Linked DNA regions of Homo sapiens: region 2 is linked to region 1. Evidence: read pairs that join two places in POLR2A ChIA-PET (ENCODE). Cell type or tissue: K562. All regions are shown on one strand. Links, peaks and the distances in the headings refer to the core of each region. The heading gives the core; the rest is flanking DNA. Region 1 overlaps LOC124903949 (a long non-coding RNA gene). Region 2 overlaps KPNA6 (karyopherin subunit alpha 6).

Evidence for each region. ChIA-PET counts read pairs that join two places held together with the same protein. Peaks named below come from ENCODE experiments on the same cell type or tissue, not always from the same donor. Only the 100,000 strongest peaks of a DNase experiment are listed, where the experiment ranks them.
Region 2: POLR2A ChIA-PET joins it to region 1 with 5 read pairs; 9 of 35 experiments call an interaction of 5 or more read pairs at or near these places.

Annotation. Positions count from the first base shown.
Region 1 is chr1:32,340,282-32,345,657 of GRCh38, reverse strand. The region is part of intron 1 of LOC124903949 (a long non-coding RNA gene); the gene reads right to left. It overlaps LOC105378629 (a long non-coding RNA gene), which reads left to right. Exons shown (of 3, transcript XR_947157.3): 3 at 2,425-2,522. Among named protein-coding and RNA genes, the nearest start is that of MARCKSL1, 6.7 kb to the right of the region's middle. In K562, for the core only: no CTCF peak of the experiment used is centred there; no DNase peak of the experiment used is centred there.
Region 2 is chr1:32,141,794-32,147,169 of GRCh38, reverse strand. All of the region lies in intron 1 of KPNA6 (karyopherin subunit alpha 6), which reads right to left. Among named protein-coding and RNA genes, the nearest start is that of TXLNA, 35 kb to the left of the region's middle. In K562, for the core only: no CTCF peak of the experiment used is centred there; DNase peaks (open chromatin) are centred at 2,599 and 4,219.

The sequences.
Region 1 (5,376 bases), core at 248-5,247:
GGACTGCCTGTGCAAAGGCAGGAAGGAGAGCAAGGTTATGGCTTGGCCAGAAGCCCAGAGTGTGTTGTGGGGCTCCGATAGCAAATACCTTAAATGTAAGGCTCGGGCTTGGTCCTGAGAGCAATAGGGAGCCACTGAAAGGTTAAAATCCAAGGGGAGCACATTTGTTTTTACACTTCTGTCACGCCTTTGTTCATTCCTCCCCTCGTTTACTTTGTCTGTCAACAAATAGCTGCTGAGCACCCTCTATTAGAAAGTGACCCTGAGACAGTGGAGAATGTCTGGAGGGGCAGAACTGGTTGGCAGAGAGGTCAGTGAGAAGCTGATGACGTAACCCAGCCCAGGTGAATGAAGGGTCTTCCACAGGGCGAGGCATGGAGAGGAGCAATGAGCTGAGATCAGTCCAGGTTCCTGGCTTGGGCAGTGGAGGAGGTAAGTAAGGTGTGAGAGGTGCCGAGCCCAAAGCTCAGAGCGATGGAGTCTATGGTGGGAAGAGCCAGTCCTTCCTCCTGGGGACTCTGGAAAGCTCCTCGGGAGTGGCTTGATCTGGGTTTTAAAAGAAGAGTAGGCCGGGCGCAGTGGTTCACCCCTGTAATCCCAGCACTTTGGGAGGCCGAGGCGGGCAGATCATTTGAGGTCAGCAGTTTGAGACCAGCCTGGCCAACATGGTGAAACCCCATCTCTACTAAAAATACAAAAATTAGCTGGGCATAGTGGTGGGCACCTGTAATCCCAGCTACTCGGGAGGTTGAGGCAGGAGAATTGCTTGAACTCGGGAGGTGGAGGTTGCAGTGAGCCGAGATTGTGCCACTGCACTCTAGCCTGGGCGACAGAGTGAGACTCCGTCTCAAAAAAAAAAAAAAAAAAAAGAGAAGAGTAGAAATTTAGCAAGTAGAGAGGAATGCTGGGCAGAGGAAACAGCATGTTCAAAGGCCCTGAGGCAGGACGGAGCTCAGCACTCAGAGGAACTGAGAAGCCAGTCGAGTTGAAGCTCAGCAGGCCAACTGGAGTGCTATGGCTTGAATGTGTCCCCCCAAAAGTATGTGTATTCCCCAATGCAACAGTGGTGAGAGGTGAGGCACTAGGGAAGGGTCGCTAGGGATATGAGACCTCTCTGAACAAGCAGAAGAGAAGGGGAATTTAGGCCTGGTGCAGTGGCTCATGCCTGTAATCCCAGCACTTTGGGAGGCTGAAGCAGGCAGATAGCCTGAGGTCAGGAGTTCGAGACCAGCCAGGCCAGCATGGTGAAACCCTGTCTCTACTAAAAATACAAAAATTAGCTGAGCGTGGTGGCAGGCACCTGTAATCCCAGCTACTTGGGAAGCTGAGGCTGGAGAATCACTTGAACCCGGGAGGCGGAGGTTGCAGTGAGCTGAGATCACGCCATTGCACTCCAGCCTGGGCGACAGAGCGAGACTCTGTCTCAAAAAAAAAAAAAAAAAAAAAAAAAAAGAGAAGGAGAATTTAAGGAGGGGCTGGGAGGGGACAGAAAGATGAAGTATGTGTTTGGGTGCGGGTGGGGGGCCACTCCAGAGTATATTTTTCTGGAAAAAGGCACTAAAAGGTCCCAGGAGGACACTTATGGGTTGCAAGAGGAAAGGGAGAGAATCTTCAGGATTCTGAGGAAGAGGCACATTCCTTTCTCATATAAGAAATTAATTGAGGCCAGTGGCTCACGCCTGTAATCCCAACACTTTGGGAGGCCGAAGTGGGAGGATCACTTAAGTCCAGGAGTTCTAAGGCCAGCTTGGGCAACATGGCGAGACATTGTCTCTGTGGAAAAAAAAAAAAAAAAAAGCTGGCCATGATGGTGTGCACCTGTAGTCCCAGCTACTTGGGAGGCTGAAGTGAGAGGATCACCTGAGCCCAGGGAGGTCGAGGCTGCAATGAGCTATGAATGCACCATTGCACTCCAGCCTGGGTGACAGAGCAAGACCCTGTTAAAAAAAAAAAACAAAAACAAAAAAAGAAAGAAAAGAAAAAGAAAGAAAGAAAAAGAGAAGAAGAGAAGGAAGGAAATAAGGAAATTTATTGAAGCCAAATAAATTCCCCCCTGAACAATTCCCATCCTTGGAACAGCCCAGTCAGTGCCTTCACTACCTGCCCCAGACGAAAGATGATGAAGGGGCCACAGGGCTGACTCAGGGCAATCCTAGGCTCCCAGCTCCCCTCCCCAGGGCAGAAAGAGAGGAGAGAGAGAGAGGACAAGAATGGGAAACTGTTGAGCACCAAGTTTGTGTCTGGCACCTGCCCCGGAATTTTATGTAACAGCCCTGAGGAACATTATTGAAATCCTCCAGTGTGGTCTGCACCTCAAATGCACGGGTTTTTTGGTGTGTGTGTGTGTGTGTGTGTGTGTGTGTGTGTGTGTGTGTCTGTATGTTTTGTTTTGTTTTTTGAGACAGAATCTCCCTCTGTCACCAGGCTGGAGTACAGTGGCGTGATCTCAGCTGACTGCAACCTCTGCCTTCCGGGTTCAAGCGATTCTCCTGCCTCAGCCTCCGAAGTAGCTGGGATTACAGGTATACGCCACCACGCCCAGCTAATTTTTGTATTTTTAGTAGAGATGGGGTTTCACCATGTTGGACAGGATGGTCTCGGTCTCTTGACTTCAGGTGATCTGTCTGCCTCGGCCTCCCAAGGTGCTGGGATTACAGGCGTGAGCGACCGCGCCCAGCCAGGATGCTCTGTTTTAAGGGCTTTCCTTGATGCTTCCAACTCATTTATTTCGCAATAACCCCACAGAATGAGTACTATTATCATTCCCATTTTATAGATGAGGATACTGAGGCTCACTCAGAGAGGCCCTGAAGTCACACAGTGGTGATGGAGCCACCTCTTCACCACGAACACCACCTCAACACAACGACACCTCACCCAATCCTCACAACCACCTGAAGGGGTTCCCAGTGTCTTCATTTTAGAGTGGGCGAGTGGGGCTAGCAAGGGGAAGGGACCTGTCTAGGGCTGCAAAGCTGGAAGGCAGCAGTAGCGTGGGCTCGGATCATCTGGGGGAAGAGGCGGAATAGGAGAGGTGGTGGGGTGGGGTTGGAGTGATGTAGAAAGGGGTGGGATTGGGGACTAGCTAGGAGGGAGTTTCAGTTTCTCTTTTTGTTGTTGTTGTTTTGAGACAGAGTTTTGCTCTTGTCACCCAGGCTGGAGTGCAATGGAGCGATCTTGGCTCACTGCAGCCTCCGCCTCCCGGGTTCAAGCAATTCTCCTGCCTTAGCCTCCCGAGTAGCTGGGATTACAGGAACACGCCACTATGCCCAGCTAATTTTGTATTTTTAGCAGAGACGAGGTTTCACCATGTTGGCCAGGCTGGTCTCAAGCTCCTGACCTCAGGTGATCCGCCTGCCTCAGCCTCCCAAAATGCTGGGATTACAAGCATGAGCCACCATGCCCGGCCCAGTTTCTCTTTTGAAGGGACTTCCCCTAAGTGGGGATTTTGGTTGGAAAGTTGTAAGCAACCCGCATTCCACTGGTTTGGCCACTCCTTTCCCAAAGGTACCCAGGATCTGTAAAGAAACTGAAAGTCAGGAAGAGGTGAGAAGTGGGAGAGGGTAAGCTCCGGGCAGCCCAGATAAACTGGGTTGAATTTCTGGTGACCTCATCAAGCCTGGGGGAGGTCAGCAGGTGAGCTGGAATTACAGGCTTCTTTGCTATTGGGGAAACTGAGCCCCAGAGAGACAGCTCTATCAGATAGTGGCTGGGCCTCATCCAGTCTATGCAACCACCACACATACACATGCGTGTGCACCTGTGCACAAGTGCATACACACACACAACCAGGGGAAGGGGGAGGGGAAGGGAGAAATGAAAGGTCTGGGTGGCCTAGAATTCTGAAAGGGAACTTTCGAACCCCTGTCCTTATGATTTGGTCACTGTCTGGATGGCAGGTCCCAGTGAAGGGCCCCTGAGGTGCCCCCGTATCCAGAGCAGGGCTCAAGGCCTGTCACTGGCAGGGACGCAGCACACCTGGGTCTTGCTGACAACCAAGCCGGGAGCCAGAGAGCCCAGGCGAATGAGAATAGCTCTGGTTCTGCAGTGTCCAGCCCCTGGGGCAGGCCCTGCAGCTGCCTCAGCTCTCCTTGCCAGCACCTCTGGCAGCTCCTCTCATCCTGAGCTCACAACCCTCTCTGGATGCCTCCAGCTGACCCTAGCACCACACACGCCTCAGAGCTCTTGAAAGCCACCTTCCCCCAGTCCTGGCCTTGTTTCCTCCTCTGGAAATGGGGACAATGGTGGTACACATCTCACAGGGCCAGAGGGAACATATGGAAAGCAGGCGGCACAAGGCTTGCCATACAACAGGCACGCAACCAACGCCGGCAGCAATGACGGTGATTACTCTCTGTTCTTCCTGCCTTTAAAAACATTTATTTATTTATTTATTTATTTACTTATTTTTGAGACAGTCTCACTCTGTTGCCCACACTGGAGTGCAGTGGTGCAACCTCGGCTCACTGCAACCCCAACCACCCCGCCATCCCCTAGCCTCCCAAGTAGCTGGGACTACAGGCACACACCACCACACCCGGCTAATTTTTGTATTTTTAGTAGAGATGGGGATTTACCATGTTGGCCATGGCTGGTCTTGAACTCCTGCCCTCAAGTGATCTGCCTGCCTCGGCCTCCCAAAGTGCTGGGATTACAGACATAAGCCACTGTACCCGGCCTATCTTATTTTTTGTAGAGATGGGGCCTTGCTATGTTACAAGCCAGGCTAGTCTTAAGACTTCTGGGCTCAAGCAATCCTTCTGCCTCAGCCTCCCAAAGTGCTGGAATTACAGGTGTGAGCCACCGCACCCTGCCCCTATTCCTGCCTTTTGCCTATTTTTCTTTTTTAAGACAGATTCTCATTCTGTCACCCAGGCTAGAGTGCAATGGTGCAATCTCTGCTCACTGCAACCTCTGCCTCCCGGTTTCAAGCGATTCTCCAGCCTCAGCCTCCCGAGTAGCTAGGACTACAGGCATGCGCCACCACACTCAGCTAATTTTTGTATTTTTTGATAGAGGTGGGATTTCACCGTGTTGGGCAGGCTGGTCTCAAACTCCTGGCCTCAAGCAACCTGCCCACCTCGGCCTCCCAAAGTGCTGGGATGCGCCCTGCCCCCTTTCTGCCTTTTAAAGATTCTTCCCATTGGTCTGCACTCTGTGCTTTCTCCTGCCCCTAGTCAGCTGCTGGCTTCTTCCCAGAGCCCTCTCCTGCTGCTGCCCACCAATGCAGTGCTCCTGCCACCCAGGCATCTCCTGGGCGTCTGATGCACGACTTGGCTGCCGTTACCCTCTTATTGGCAACAATCAGAGGCCTAGATTTCCAGGGGTCAGTCCTGACTTAAAAACCTTCTGTCTGTTGTCCCTGTAAAGTCACTA
Region 2 (5,376 bases), core at 182-5,181, 200 kb after region 1:
ACCACTAGACCTGCTCTGCAAGAAATGCTGGCTGGGCCTGTAATCTCAGCACTTGGGAGGCTGAGGCAGGAGGATCACATGAGCCGAGTTCGAGACCAGTCTAGGCAATGTGGTGAAACCCCATCTCTGCAAAAAAATATATAAAAATTAGCCGGACGTGGTGGTATGCACCTGCAGTCCCAGCTACTTGGGAGGCTGAGGTGGATTGCTAGAACCTGGGAGGTTCAGGCTGCAGTGAGCCGTGACTGTACCACTGGACTCCAGCCTGGGCAACAAAGCAAGACTCTGTCAAAAAAAAACACAAAAAACAAAAAACTAATGGGAGCCCTTCAGGTTGAAATGAAAGGACACAGTAACTTGATGCCATATGAAGAAATAAAGATCTCTGATAAAGGTAACTATATGGGCAGATATAAAAGCCAGTATTACTATACATCGGTTTGTAACTTTTCATTTCCTACATGATTTAAAAGACAAATGCATAAAATAATTATAAATCTACATTATTGGTCACACAATGTTTAAACATAAAATGTGTGATGACAACAGCATAAAGGAGGAAACAATGCTGTACATGAGCAGTTTTGTATGCTTCTGAATTAAGCTGGTATTGATTCCAACTAGAGTGTTATAAAGTTAGAATATTAAGTGTAATTCCCATGGTGTTCACTAGGAAATATCCAAAAAACTACATGCACAGAAAATAAAAATTAAAAATATACACAAAAGGAAATGAGAAGGGAATAAAGAGAGCTGGAATAGCTACATGAATATCTGACAAAACAAACTTTAAGTCAGAAACTGTTACCAAAAAGAAAGGACATCATATGGCCAATTCATCAAGCTATTAAAAAACATATGCAATAAACAAGAGCCCCCAAACATGAAGCAAGTTCTGACAGAAGTGCAGAAAAAATATTTGGAGACTTTTTTGTCCCCACCAACTGTGGCCTACAGATATTTGGAGACTTTTAATGAACCACGTTCAATAATGAACAGAACACCTAGACAGAAGATCGATAAGTAACAGAGGACTTGAACAAAATTATAAAGTAGACCTAAGAGAGATATACAAGGCATTCCACCCAATAACAGCAGAATATACATTCTTCTCAAGTATAGATTCTCCAGGATAGGCCATATGTTAGCCCACTAAAAGTGTCTCAATAAATTTTGGAAGACTGAAGTCATATAAAACATTATCTCTGACTACATGGAATGAAGCTAGAAATCAGTAACAGAATGATAACTAGAAAATTCACAAATATACAGAAATTAAGGAAGACATTCTTTAAAATGTCGGAAGACTCATATGTCCTGATTTCATAACTTACTACAAAGGTACAGTAATTAAAACAGTGTGGTACTGGCATAAGGATAAGCATATGGACATACAGAATAGAATTGAGAGTCCAGAAATAAACCCTTACATCTACGGCCAGCCAACTGATTTTGAAGAAGGATATTATGTCCATTCAGTGGAGAAATAAATATTTCATTGTATAGAGAATATTTTATACATTATATAAAATGAAATATTAGCCAGACCAGGCGGGGTGGCTCACATCTGTAATCTCAACACTTTGGGAGGCCGAGGTGGGCAGATCACTTGAGGTCAGGAGTCTGAGGCCAGCCTGGCCAACATGATGAAACCCCGTCTCTACTAAAAATACAAAAATTAGCCAGGCATGGTGGCGGGTGCCTGTAATCACAGCTACTCAGGAGGCTGAGGTGGGAGAATCACTTGAACCTAAGAGGCAGAGGTTGCAGTGAGCTGAGATCGTGCTGCTGCACTCCAGCTTGGGGAACAGAGCTTGCTCCATCTCCAAAAAAAAAAAAAAGAAATACAAATCAAAACCACAATGATTCAACCTGAGAAAGCTGACTGAAAAACGTATATAAAAAAGTTTTGGCCAGGCGTGGTGGCTCACATCTGTAATCCCAGCACTTTGGGAGGCCGAGGTGGGTGGATCACGAGGTCAGGAGATTGAGACTATCCTGGCTAACCCAGTGAAACCCCGCCTCTACTAAAAATACAACAACAAAAAAATTAGCTGGGTGTGGTGGCGGGCCCCTGTAGTCCCAGCTACATGGGAGGCTGAGGCAGAAGAATGGCATGAACCTGGGAGGCGGAGTTTGCAGTGAGCCGAGATCGCGCCACTGCACTTCAGCCTGGGCGACAGTGTGAGATTCCATCTCAAGAAAAAAAAAAAAAAAAGTTTTAGGCCAGGCGCGGTGGCTTACGCCTGTAATTCCAACACTTTGGGAGGCTGAGGTGGGGAGATTATCTAAGGGTGGGACCCTCCAGCCTGGCCAACATGGAGAAATCCCATCTCTACTAAAAATACAAAATTAGCTGGGCATGGTGGCACATCCTTGCAATCCCAGCTACTCGGGAGGCTGACGCAGGAGAACTGCTTGTACCTGGAAGGTGGAGGTTACAGTGAGGCGAGATTGTGCCACTGCATTCCACCCTGGGCGACAGAGCGAGACTCCATCTCAAAAAAAAAAAAGTTTTAAAAACCACAGTGACATACTACTCCACACCTACTAGGATGGAGTAAGAATAATAAAAGCACACGCTGGCTAAGATCTGGAACCTGGTGGATTGCTGATAAGAATGGAAAATGGTGCAGCCACTGTGGAAAACAGAATAGTAGTTCCTAAAAAAATTAAAAAGAATTACTATATAATCCAGCAATTCTACTTTTATACGATTTCTCCCTTATTCAGTTTTGCTTTGCAGAGTGTCAGTTACCCATGGACAACAGTGGTCTGAAAATATTAAATGGAAATTTCCAGATAAAAACAATTCATAAGTTTTAAATTTCATACTATTCCAAGTAACATGATGAAATATCGCGCTAACCATCTATTCCACCTGGGACATGAATCATCCCTTTGTCCAGTATATCCACACTGTATACACTGCCAGTTAGTAGCAGATATTGCAGTGTTTGTGGTCAAGTCATCCTTATTTTACCTAATAATGGCCCCAAAGTGCAAAAGTGATGATGCTGGCATATTGTTATGTGTTCTATTTTATTATTATTGTTCTCAATCTCTTATTGTGCCTAATTTACAAATTAAACTTCATCATAGGTACGTATGTATAGGAAATAATATAGTATATAGGGTTTGGTACCATCTGTCGTTGCAGGTGTCCACTGGGGGTGTTGGAATATATTGCCTGTGGATAAGGCAAGGACTACTGCATATGGATACCATGGAATATCATTCAGCCAAAAAAGGAATGAAGGTCTAACACATGCTACAACATGATTGAACCTTGAAATTAATGTGCTAAGTGAAATAAGCAAGACACAAAATATTCCACTTACATGAGGTACCTAGAGTCAAACTCAGAAAGTAGATTAGAGGTTACCAGGTGCTAAGAGGAGAGGAAAATAGGGAGTTATCGCTTAGTGGGTACAGAATTTCTGTTAGGGGTAGTAAAATATTTGGAAATAGTGATGATGATGGTCACATAACATTGTAACTGTAATTAATGCCACTGTATTGTACACTTAAATTGAAAATTTTGTTACATATATTTTATCACTAATAATTTTTTTTTCTTTTCTTTTTTTTTTTTTTAAGACAGAATCTTGCTCTGTCACCCGGGCTGGAGTGCAGCAGTGCGATCTTGGCTCACTGCAACCTCCACCTCCCAGATTCAAGTGATTCTCCTCAAGTAGTGGGGATTACAGGCACCCACCACCATGCCCGGCTAATTTTTGTATTTTTAGTAGAGATGGAGTTTCTCCATGTTGCCCAGGCTGGAATAATTTTTTTTTTTAATCGGCATTGTAGCCTGGGCTCAGGCCTGTACTGCCAGCACTTTGGGAGGCCAAAGTGGGCAGACTGCTTGAGCCCAGGAGTTCAAGAGCAGCCTGAGCAATATGGTGAAACCACAATCTCTACAAAAAAATACCAAAATTAGCTGGGCATGGTGGCATGCACCTGTGGTCCCAGCTACTTGGGAGGCTGAGGCAGGAGGATTGCTTGAGCCCAGGAGGTTGAGGCTGCAAGTGAGCTGTGTCTGCACCTCTGCACTCCTTTTGAGGCCCGATTATCCCTGTGAGACTAACAGAGTAGACAACAGATTTCTGAAGGCAGCACTATGAACTGCTGTCCCCTATTACCTGACACATAGCTTTTCATGACTGAGCCTGGGCTGTCCTGGACGCTAGCCTCTCCTTCAAGCACAGCTGACAGTGAAGCTGGGAGGAGAGCCATGCTGAGCTTCTTTAGTCACCATGGTGACAAGAAACTATCACAAATATTTGCTTATGACTTCACTGGGGAAGCAGACAAGGGAGGTTAGATTGGAAGGAGGAACATCTGCACAAGCACATCTGGAATCTCAGGGATCCAGCACGCCAGCGGCTTTTTCCATTATGTACTCCCTTACTTGCTGTGGATGAATTTTTTAAAATTCACAATACAAATAAACTTTTCTAGCATCTGGCTGTCCTAGACTGTCTTTGGGTTTTCTTAGTCAAGGAACTCTCTCAAAGTGAATAGGTCTCTGAAGTCACACCTTTCATTTCTAGGGAATGTCTAATGTTGCCATGCACTTTCTAAGCTTTTAAAACCAAAGAGCTAGCAATGATAATACAAAATAGGTAGGGGCCTTAAAATGGCTGAATCATGTCTGTTCCTAATTCATATTATGAAGTCCTAAACCCCAATACCTCAAAACGCGTCTATATTTGAAGATAGAGTCCTTAAAGAGGTAATTAAGGTAAATAAGGTTATTGGGGTAGGCCCTAATCCAGTAACTGGTGTCCTTAAAACAAGAGAGGGAGAACAGCATGTGAACATGAAGACAGCTATATAGAAGCCAACAACAAACGGCTGAGAATAAAACAACCCTTCTGACAACTTTTTTTTTTTTTTTTTTTTTTTTTTGAGACAGGGTCTCGCTCTGTCACCCAGGCAGGAATGCAGGGACACAATCTCAGCTCCCTGCAACCTCTGTCTCCGGGGTTCAAGCGATCCTCCTGCCTCAGCCTCCTGAGTAGCTGGGATTACAGGTGCGGGCCAGCACGCCTGGCTAATTTTTTGCATTTTTAGTAGAGACGGTCTCACCATGTTGAGGCTGGTCTCAAACTCCGTGATCCGCCCGCCTTGGCTTCCCAAAGTGCTGGGATTACAGGCATGAGCCACTGCACCTGACCTCTTCTGACAACTTGATCTCAGACTTCTAGCCTCCAGAACTGTGAGAAAATACATTTCTGTTGTTTAAACCACCCAGTCTGTGGTTCTTTGTTATGGTGGCCCTCGCAAACTAATATAGGCCCTAATTACCTAATCTAAATAAGGCACCGACTCCTGCCAGTGTCTGATATCAAATTCAAGTTAATTAAGCCT